2 separate regions of the Homo sapiens genome follow, and region 1 is linked to region 2. The links are chromatin contacts, found by Hi-C or POLR2A ChIA-PET in ENCODE. All regions are on one chromosome and are shown on one strand. The core of a region is the stretch at or near the end of the contact, and the rest is flanking DNA. Distances in the headings are between cores, read along the strand shown.

Region 1 (5,223 bases), core at 27-2,526, 56 kb before region 2:
TGTCAACTGTAAGAATAGACTTTCTATTTCTGAATAAATACTTTTCATATAAAATAAGTAGTAAATTAAGGAGAAACATAAACCTCTAGCCAAACACATTAGTCATATCTGGAAGTATGTAGTAATGCCCTTACAAAGAATATTACCATCACATTCACATTTTGAGGTTATAAAATGAACAATAAATTATATAGATGTTATGGCTGTGATTTTTGAAAATACAGATTCTAGGGCCACCTTCCTGGGGACTCTGATTTGCATGATGAACTTGAGTATACATATTTTCAAAGAGCCCCTTAGGTCCTTCCAAGGATCAGCCCGGTTGGGGAATCACAGTATGTAGAAAATGGGCTATTTTAGCAGGATTCATAAAGAGATGCTCAAAGGGGTAAGCATACCCCACAGCAAATAGATTTGCTAGAGAAAGCAGCTAACAAAACAGAATATTTTATTTCACAGAAAAATCTCATCCATTTGGCTTATATACACAATGCAGGTGTATATACCTGTTAACTAGCATTTCAAAGATAAAAACATAAAGTATCATTATGGTCATAACAAAATTTCCTTAAAGTAGTCCAATTATGAGAGCTCACCTAGTGCTTTGTCACATTCTTAGCTATTTTGTAACTCCAGAAATTATCAGAATCAGCTCAATGCTGCTGACTAGTTAAGATTAGTCAGATTTTACTCGAGCTGGAGAGACTTCTAAATTATGCTCTTGAAAGGACCTATTTGTCCTTTAAAAATGGTTATCCTGGTAAGATCTTATGGTGTGGGTATTTCCCAGCCCTTTGAAGTGAATTAACTGCATCTGGAAGTCAAAAAAGTACACCTGAATGAAATTAATATATTGGGGAACTTGAATACTTTGGACTTTAGTAGCAGCTTTGTTTAGGTTCCTCCCCTCTTTATGTCATCAAAATAACGTTCAATCGTAGGTATTTCTAAAGACGGATGGATGGTTTTCTTTTGCCACCAACTGTAGGCAATTTTGGAGGATGAAAATAAACATAAATTTTCTATGTCCTAAATAGCAAAAGAAAGAGATTGGCTTTATTATTTCACTGTTTTTACTTTTGTAGTCTCAGAGCAGACCTGTGGAGATGATACATGCTCCATTTAGCTTTAAAAGGAGGCTCCATTAAGGACCCTCCTTTACAAGTGCTTGAGATGCCCAACGTGGAGGATCACCTGAGTGTGGTCATTGTCCTACCCAGCAAAGACATCCACTTGGAACAGATAAACCACTGAGCCTCCGCAGCTGTAGTTACAAGAGAAAGGCTCTGTGCTTGAGAATGACACATGCAGAAAGCTTGAGGTTAAAGTAACCGCATACACTCCTACTTCCTGTGGTGTCCTGTCCATTTACAAAAATAAGCAGAACCCCCAAATAAAGTAAATGCCCACATATTAGAATTTGTTGCTTGTACTTTTTAAAGTTTAGGTGTTCAAAACATAGTCATGTGCTTTTCTCTTTTGGTCCTCACAGGTTTTTGTTGTTGTTCTACATGCATTTTTGACATGTTACGTATTGGCATCTCCTTCGGACCTGTTGCCAACCAACTGAATCTATTTCCATCAACACTCAAGGCTGCAACATGCAGATGCAATGCTCATCTTTGCTCCTTTCTTGCTTCTCTGACACTTTCCTGAGTCTCATGTAGCCCCAGCTGTGCCACATTGTGTGTTCTTGCATTGGGAAGTGGTGATCTAGACCAACCTCACCATTCCTCAGCAGCTTTCTTTAAATCCCTGCCTTCCTTTCATTTATTCCGCTTTTTGTGCTTCTCCTGGGTTCTGCATTGCTCACACCTGTTTCTCTCCTGCTGGGAACATCTCATTCTCCCCTCCACCCTGTCTCCATCTTTGGTGGCAAGATCCTCGCTGATCCTGCGAGGCAGGCTGGGCCGGCACTGCTAGCTCATTTGGCAGAGAAAGAAACCTGCAGACCTGGCAACTCTATGATTTGCTCAAGTTTTCATAGCAAGTTAGTGTCTGTGACATCTTAGAGGCCTGTTTCTGGCTTCTCAGCCCACTCTAGACTTGGTGTTAAAACATCTGCCCAGAGTCACTAAGACCATGGCTGAAAAATCAAAATCTCAGCTCTTATATGTAAATAAACACATTTATATATGAGCAAATAAACAAATGTAGAAATAATATCATCGCTAGATGCTATGAAAATAAAAGATGGACATGGGATAGTGACAGGGTTGGAAAGCATCTATTTTACACAGGACGATCAGGGAAAACCTCTTTTACAAAGTGATATTTGAGTTATTATTGGTAATTAATGATTATTAATGTTAGATTATTACTATTGAAGGCTTCTTTCCCATGGTTATTATAGGAACACTAAATTTGTTGGTGGCAGAATTGGAATCTGAGCACAATTTTGCCACAAACTCATACTACCTACATAATTATATTCTCAACACTCTGGGTGTACTTAAATATCCTTGGGTTGAGTCATGAAAATGGAACACTTTAGAGCAATGTTAAGATCTCTGAAAAGTAGGTAAATCCTCAAGTGTGAGTACAGTTTGATACAATGATCCTAAAGGGGGAAGATTAGGGCAGGGAGATGAGTATAGATCTTTATGACCAACTAATTTTTTCCTGTTAGAATGCCTAACATTGATTCACCACTCTAAATGAAAACAGTCATCCCTGGTTTCTGAAATGAGTATGAGTTGCAGGTGGTTACTCACTGGTATATGGTTAATGTAAATTCCATGCAAATAGTTTTTTTTTTTTTTGCTTGATGCTGCATTGGTTAATGTCTAAATGCCTATCTCCCAATAAATTCCATCCCCAAAAGAGTCTAAATGAGTCACTGCAAACATGAACCTCCTTCCACTAAGGACAAACGGAATGAAGAAAAGCCAGAAAAGACAGTATGTGAAGAGTGGACGAGAAATAGGGCAATCTCTTTCCCAAGTGGCTGGCACCACAGGCATGCCACCATACCTGGATATTTTTGTATTTTTTCGTAGAGACGGGGATTTGCCATGTTACCCAGACAGGTCTCAAACCCCTGGGCTCAAGTGATCCTCTGGCCTCAGCCTCCCAAAGTGCTTGGATTACAGGCATGAGCGACCACTCTCGGTCTAAACTGTGCTTCTCAGCAGTGTTTTTCTTTCCACTGTCTCATGTAGGTATCCCTCCCATTTTTCCTTGGTTCAGTTTCCAAGGGTTAAAATTATAGCATACTAATAATTGCATTTATTTAAAAATTAAGATCAACACAATTTCTTAGGCAGTTTACAACTTACTCAGAACCTCATTTATAGGTTGTCAAAATTTAGAATGGCTTTTCCAATAAAACAATACTATTGTGTGATTAGATTACCAAGTTGGTTCACAAAAGCTTGTTTACCTAAGCTAGCCCTCACCGGGTGTATGGTGTCTACCAGGCACTCTGCAAAGGTCACACAAATGACCCGATTTAATTCTCACCCAAATCCTGAGAGGCACTAACTTTTTTTCATTTCAAAGCTAGGAAACGGAGACTTAGGTTTATAATGTAACACACAAGTAGAAAGGGTCAGACTGAATTTTCAAACTCAGAAGTTTGGATAAAAGACCTCCACTCTTAACCACAATCCTGCCCTGTTCTATTCACCAATTCCCCCATCTTCATTTTGAGGCCCAGAGCCAGGGCTCCTATAGCAGAAGATGAAACAGAAAAAAAAGGCAGGGGAGTGGTTGCCCTTGTTTTCCTTGTATAAGACTGGACACGATTTACAAATACATTTGTGAAACATTGTCAAGTTTACAAAGAAGTTCCATACTTGAAATCACTTAGGGGGCAAAATGTGTTTTTATTTTATGCTCATTCTTTTTTTGCTTTTGCTCCTCTCCTCTTCTCAATTCCTACCTTCTTATCATCCAGCTCTGTTTACCCTTTGCCTCCAGGTACTCGTGGTTCCTCTCAGGGGATCCCACTGAAAACATGATGGGAAAAGCGCTGGATTTAGTGTCTGCAGATCCAAGTTGAAATCCTGAATCGGTGCATTTAGTAATTGACAAACTTGAGGAAGGCAGTGACCTCCCAGAGGTGATTTTCCTCCTCCGCAAAACAGACATTCAACATTGCCTCCTTCACAAGGTTGTTAGGAGAATCAAAAGTTTCTTTCTCATAAAAGAAAATGCTGGCTAAGTTGTTAACTTTATAATTATACGCTGCCAAAATGTGCACCTGTCTAGGAGCACTGTGCAAGGAGTCCAGAGAATCTTCTTCGGGTCATCCCTTCTTTTCCTGTGTCTCTCCTCTTTTTCCTCTTTGCTTTCTATCTCTATGGGAAGAATTTTATTCCTGTGTCATATTGTTTTCAGGCTTAATTATCTAATGACAATTACTTACTTACCCTTGGGATATCATCTTGCTTCATTCTGCATTTCTGATTTTATCTGATGGGATTGATTCAGAGAAATAGTTTTGAGTATTTGCCCCAGATTTTAAAAATTCGAATTATATCTCTCCTTTTAAGTGAGTTGTGGGGGCAGGAGGTGGTCACAGTTCAATGCACAACTAGTTCAATCTCTTTGCTCCTATCAGAACTTTAAAGAAGTTTTTTTTTTTTTTTTTTTACCATTTGGCTTTAAATTTACTGCTACAATAAATTTAATGTTAACCACTTCCTTTAATCCATTTCATTGGTCACTTTGGTCAGGTGAATCATTCTGATGATGCCTGTGCAATGCAATGAGATTGTTTGTCAATTTCCTCTACCTCATATTTAGATTTTAATGGCTTTCGATGGGATATAGCAATTATATTTTGACATAACTAAACAATAATCTGTATTGTGTGACTACTTAGGAAGTATTGGTAATGTTGTACTATTAAACGTTTACTAGTTGCCTAGAGTATTTCTCATTGAGTAACTTTGCATGCCCCATGCTATACAAGTGACTTGATAGACTCTAATAAAACAGTCCCAGAATTTGTTGTAAATTCCCCCTAGTGCTTAAGCTGATATCTGAGTCACCATAGTTTCCAAATTAAGTACTTCCAGAAGCAGCCAAAGAGATACAAGACGACAATTAATGCTGATCAAGCCAAGAAATCAAAAATATAAAAATAAAAAAAATAGGAGTGGGGAGCAAGGGGAAAGTATATAATACGTTGAAATATTGCAACTTTTTGATTTTTTCATTTTAATGCTGATAAAATTTTTTCTTTCTTTCTTTTTTTTTTAAAAAAATTTACACTTA
Region 2 (5,919 bases), core at 762-3,261:
AGGCAATCAACAGTACCAGCTGTATAGAATTATTAGAAAATTAGAAGTTAGAGTAGTTGAGAAATACGTGCAAGATTATACAACTAGTAAATGGCAAAAAGAAGATTCTGAGTCTGAGACTTTTCTGAGTCTCTCAGTATTCATATCCTTGTTCACCACAGTATAGGGCCTCTCTAGAGAGTTTTAGCATGTTACTCCACCCATTAAAAATATTTGGTAAGAATTTGCTTGATGCTCACCACTGTTCTTGCTGCTCAAGGGAAACCAAGTATATATTTGTGGATAGATCCTAACTCAGATGATACTGTCAGAATATATAAGATTCCTATACCACATCCTGAACTCTGAAAGTTGCAGTTCTACGTAGAAGTTCACTGAGGGTTGTAAGAGTCAGAATGGACTCCATGGAAGTTATGGGGTGTGAATCAAACCTCACAGGTGAGTCAGTGGGGAGAAAGAAGCATGACATTCCTCTTGAGAATAACTGGAATGAAAATAATACGGTGAGAAAGAGTAGCACCTGAAAAGTGAGTGAAGGAAAGGGTGGTGGAAGTTCTAGGTACATTGATATCTGTCCCAACTTGTTGAGCTGTCAATGTGTGGTTAAAAAACAGTTAAACAGGCCAGGCCCGGTGGCTCACACCTGTAATCCCAGCACTTTGGGAGGCCGAGGTGGGCGGATTGCCTGAGGTCAGGAGTTTGAGACCAGCCTGGCCAACATGGTGAAACCCCGTCTCTACTAAAAATACCAAAAATTAGCCAGTCGTAGTGGTGGGCACCTGTAATCCCAGCTATTCAGGAGGCTGAGGCAGGAGGATCACTTGAACCCAAGAGGCGGGAGTTGCAGTGAGCAGAGATCACGCCATTGCACCCCAGCCTGGGCAACAAGAGTGAAACTCGATCTCAAAAAAACAAAAACAAAAACAAAAAACAGTTAAACAGATGGTTGGTCACATAGACATTACCAGAGGGGTCTTCTTGGACAGAGGCTGAAAAGAAAGAAGGGACTTAGCTCACCACCAGACTCCTCAGCACTCACGGGAGAAGAGCACTAAGGACAAAGGGGCACTTAACACGTGTAAAAGGGCAATGGCTCCTAATAAAGGATAAGATCTGTTTTCTTTTTATTTTATTTTTTGTTTTTGAGATGGAGTCTCACTCTGTCACCCAGGCTGGAGTGCAGTGGCACAGTCTCAGCTCAATGCAACCTCCACCTCCCAGGTTCAAGTGATTCTTCTGCCTCAGCCTCTCAAGTAGCTGGAACTGGAGATGTGTGCCACCACGTGCAGCTAATTTTTGTATTTTTAGTAGTGACAGGGTTTCACCATGCTGGCCAGGCTGGTCTCAAACTCCTGACCTCAAGTGATCCTCCCGCCTCGGCCTCCCAAAGTGCTGGGATTACATGCATGAGCCACCACACCCGGCCATAAGATCTATTTTATAATCAAGAGAAGATGAAAAATTCTTCTTGTGTCAGGATATTAGGGTAGAATCCGAGTTATTTCGAAAATTACAGCTTGAGACAATGTAAGACAGATTAAAATAGAGAATTTCTAAGACAGAAAATGGATTTTTTCTTCCCTCCCATGCCCTAAGCATCGCTTGGGTCTCCCTAGGCTCAAAAGAGAGAGTAAATCTCATTATATTTATATATTGGAAGAAGCCCACAGGCCATGGTTGTCCAAAGCTAGAAGAAGTATTGTAGAATTTGATACTATCCTTGAGCACAAGTATAGTGGGGGAAATCTTGAAACTGGGGCTGACAGATTTTAGCTAACTTTCACAGGCATGTGTAGATATTGACAAATTCTTAAGTTTCAGAGTGACCTCATCCTCCCCCAAAATTTCTTAAACCATGCCTTTACAAACAAGTATTTCTATTCTAATGATGTCTTCCTGAGTAAAATGTTGAATCACTCAAAGGACACAGATCAAAAGACAGAGGGAGAAAAAAAAATGCCATGTGGGAGGGGCAAAGCTGTATAAAACCAGTCATTACCATGTCTGAACTGTAACAACTCTCAGAGGAGCATTGCCCGTCAGACAGCAACTCAGAGAATAACCAGAGAACAACCAGGTATTTCAATGATTTCCATGCCATGTCTATGGGAAATAGGGTTTCATGTTTTCTCTTCCCTCATGCTGGTATTAATAGATTGAAAATTTGGATGTGGGGTGTTTGTAGAGGGCGAGTAAAATTTAAGTGGTGTTTTCTTGTTTAGTTGTTGAATTGAAAATATTTTATTTCAAGATTTGAATTAAATTTATAAGGTTTAATTTTGAATCTCAGAAGCCAACAAATACCTTTGTAGCATTAACCAAAACAAAATGTACATTCAGATTGTGATGCCAATTTTATTGAACAGATTAGATTATATATGTTCTCTACTAGCTACTGTTTTGACACTAAATTTGATGGAAACAACTAGATACATTAAAATATTTTCATTTAAGCAATTGAATGTAATCTCTACATTGTATATAAATAATAGGAAAAGAAGACTTCATTTGCACCTTAAATGAAAAAGCAGGAACTGCAAAAATTAAGTAGCAATTTGGGCTGGGTCAATCTAGTACAACAATATGTTTATTGAGTTTAGTTCAATAATGGGTCAATTTAGTGAAAGAGAATAATCAGCCAAAGTAGTTGCAGGGTTGACTGAAGTATGGTTCAGTAAATAACTTAATATCCCATAAAAAGATACTTATTCATTATGAAAGCCATCAACTAGGAGAAATTGCTTTTAATTCTGTTGGGGGAGATGTAGCAGTATTTGATGAGATATTCCCTTGAAACTGTTGTTTTCTCTTAGTTCTCATTAATTTTTGTGGTCAATTTCAAAATATTTCCACTGTCTAATTGTAAACAAAATTTGTTTTAAATGCTACAGCAAACTCCAATCTAACATCCAGGGCCAACAGGGTGAGAGACAATGGCCGTGTGCCTGGTGACTCCTCCCAAATTCTTCCTTCCCTGTGCCAAGTTTCAGTGGTGCATTTGTCAACTTGTGTTGCAGGAACCAACACACACACCACCAGGAAGCCCAACCCTGCATATTACTCCCATTAATTCATCCCAGTAATACTATTAAACCTTAATTAAGAGCATACTATTTGGAAGTTAATGAGATCATATAAATTACTATAATGTTAAAAAATTCACAACAGGTATACCTGTTCCAGGAGGCTGTGGTATTTCACAATACCCCATGACTTCAATTTTGCCTTGTTTTGAAAGATTTTCATTCAAACATAAAGTATGGCCTTATCTGAGAGTCAGGAAACACTGCATATGGGTGCCTTCATAGATTTCTAAAATTATGAAACTCTCAGACCTTATTTGAAAAGTTTGTAGGAAAGCATTAGACTTGGAATCAGAAGTCTGTGATCCAGTCTAGGCTTCTGAAATGGACCAGCTGTGCAATCTCTATTTTCATATTTTCATTCATATTACAGAAATTACTAAGCCTTACTGGACAGGTAATTATGCAAATTGAAAAGGGAGCTGAAGGAATTTGGTGACTGCCATACAGACATCAAATATTATTTTTACATTAAATGTAATTAATTACACCTTATTTAAAAATATAATTGAAACTATCTTTTTTGAAAGAAGTAAATGCATCCAGGAAAATTTGCTTCTGTTCTTATTAATTTTTTTCTTTATCAAGTTACCTTAAATTCTAACTTAGTATTAACAGAACTTTCTGTTAGTTTGTCTTTAGAGTTAAATATTTTTACTATCAAAGTTACTATGTGGATTGTTACAAAGAATCCGGTATGAATTGTTACAAAGAATCACGTATTTAGGTATGGGAGAAGTCTAAATTTATGTTTGTGGCTCTGATCTCTTATTTACATTTCTCACATGGGGATCGAGAAATATTTTATTTGTGTTATTAATACTCAGTTTGTTTCCAAAAGATATTGAGATAATTAATTTTAAAAATCTGTACAATAAATCTATTTAATTATGAAGACAATTTTAAGAGGAAGAGGAACAAATTTTTGAGCCATCCAATGTAATCTAGTATCTATGATGAAGCAAGAGAAAAAAAAAGTGACTTTTTGTTTTTACTTCCTAATAAGCCTTCTAGTAGAATTACAGGTTTACTACTTTTTTCTTTTGACTTCCTCTTTCTAGCATTTCTTGCACTACAACTTGCTTAAGCTCTTACACTTCATAGTGAAGCTATGCACCACCGAGTGAAGCGATGTGGAACATTGGAAAGAGTGGGCTTCCTTAGACAGACCTGGGCTTGAATCCCTGCTCCACTACCTACCAGCTGTGTGACCTTATACAAGTTACTTAATGTTTCTGAGCATCAGGATATAATCTATAAAATAGGGAGAATCACCTCTACCTCATACAGATTCTGCAAAGATTAAACGAGGAGAGGAGGTGAGAGAGTTTTAGGGATACGTTTTATTTAATTTACTATTTTTGTCTTGATAAAATAGTCTGGTTGTATTCCAAATGAGACATTTTAATACAAATAAATTCCAATCACTTTCTTAAAAAAAAAGAGTTCATGAATCAAGGGTTCACGCAAGAAAGAAGCGACCAATGGTCCTTGTTGGAGAGCAATGCTGTGTGAGACCACAGGTGTACACAGCCAAGACCAGAGCCAGAGGACATGCTTCCTCCTGGGTACTTCCAGCCCCTCCCCAGTTCGGGGAAGGCACTGTCATAAGAAGGTTTCCTGAGGGATGATCAGTATCAGCATTGTTTGGTATATTTACATATTTTGATAATTATCGGGTATGTTGCAAGCTATGATGAAAGCAAAACATACAGCTGGAAAGACGATCATTGGTCAGGACCAAAAAACACACACACCTTGGGTGTGAGCATGCATTCAGTTGCCTGCAGAGCCTGAGGTCAGGGAAGGTCTCAGATGGTTCATACCTTGGTGTATACATGAGTTTCATAGGCCTGGGATTAAGGATTATCCCTGCAATCTTGCCTGGCATTGACTTTCTACCTGGTGGGGTGGCAGAAGAAGGGGGTCTTCTAGTCCTCCCAGTAATGAACACCCCAGTATAGGAAGTCTTTTTTAGTAAGGCTGTGGTATGTGTGGTGCATATAGGGAAGGGGTTCTGGGATAGGGGCTGGGTGAAACTCCAAACCTTCAAACAATGAGTCAAAGTCACTTTAGAAGCAGGAAAGCAGAAAGAAGATTGACCGTCTTACCAGATGCAACAAGGTATGTATGCAGGTGGCATATATTTCAATATGTGTATATCTTCCTGTGTGGCAGTGTGTGTGGTGTGGATGTGTGCGTTGTGCTTGTGGGGGCAGCATAGAAGTTGAGAGCATGATCCTAGGGTCTGCCTATCTGGCTTCAATTCCTACTCCTGTCCCTATATATTGTCATTGTTATTCTATGGAATGCCACAAAGTGTCGCTGCTCATCATACAAAACACTTCATGTATCTCAGGACTGGCTATGTAATTTACAGCGTCTGGTGCACAATGAAAATGTGGGCCTTTTGTTTAAAATTATCAAGAATTTCAAGATGGCGATAGGAGGGCATTTGGCTAAACAAGGGGCTTTTTACGGCTGCACAGGTGGTATGTCCATGAAGCTGTCCCTGACCTGCCTCATGTTGTTCCATGAGGAAGAACAGACAGGGAATCTGTCCCTACACAGAATGCAGCCTGTCCTACTGTTGCTGACCTCACCCAAAATGTTACCTTATGTTTCAGAGCTGTTTTTTTCTTCCTCTCTTTGCTTCTAGATTGAAACAATGGAGGATCTTTGTGTGGCAAACACACTCTTTGCCCTCAATTTATTCAAGCATCTGGCAAAAGCAAGCCCCACCCAGAACCTCTTCCTCTCCCCATGGAGCATCTCGTCCACCATGGCCATGGTCTACATGGGCTCCAGGGGCAGCACCGAAGACCAGATGGCCAAG

The links. Hi-C counts contacts between places; a loop is a spot of excess contacts on that map. ChIA-PET counts read pairs that join two places held with the same protein, here RNA polymerase II (POLR2A). Pooled maps may share reads with other maps.
Region 1: a loop to region 2 is called in a pooled map, with 5 times the contacts of the local background. The contact joins the enhancer-like site here to the promoter of SERPINB2 in region 2. A Hi-C loop is called at or near these places in 1 of 168 maps with a recorded cell type or tissue (posterior vena cava) and 5 of 50 pooled maps. POLR2A ChIA-PET finds 5 or more read pairs at or near these places in 2 of 52 experiments (A673 and AG04450).

The regions. Positions count from the first base shown.
Region 1 is chr18:63,829,980-63,835,202 of GRCh38, forward strand. No RefSeq gene overlaps it. Among named protein-coding and RNA genes, the nearest start is that of SERPINB2, 55 kb to the right of the region's middle. Within about 2 kb of position 1,277, at least 3 of the 41 ENCODE cell types and tissues checked have a DNase peak (open chromatin) inside an H3K27ac peak, as active enhancers do.
Region 2 is chr18:63,885,694-63,891,612 of GRCh38, forward strand. SERPINB2 (serpin family B member 2) reads left to right here and starts at 2,012. Exons shown (of 8, transcript NM_002575.3): 1 at 2,012-2,077; 2 at 5,743-5,919. The coding sequence starts at 5,752. The region is part of intron 2 of LOC124904356 (a long non-coding RNA gene); the gene reads right to left.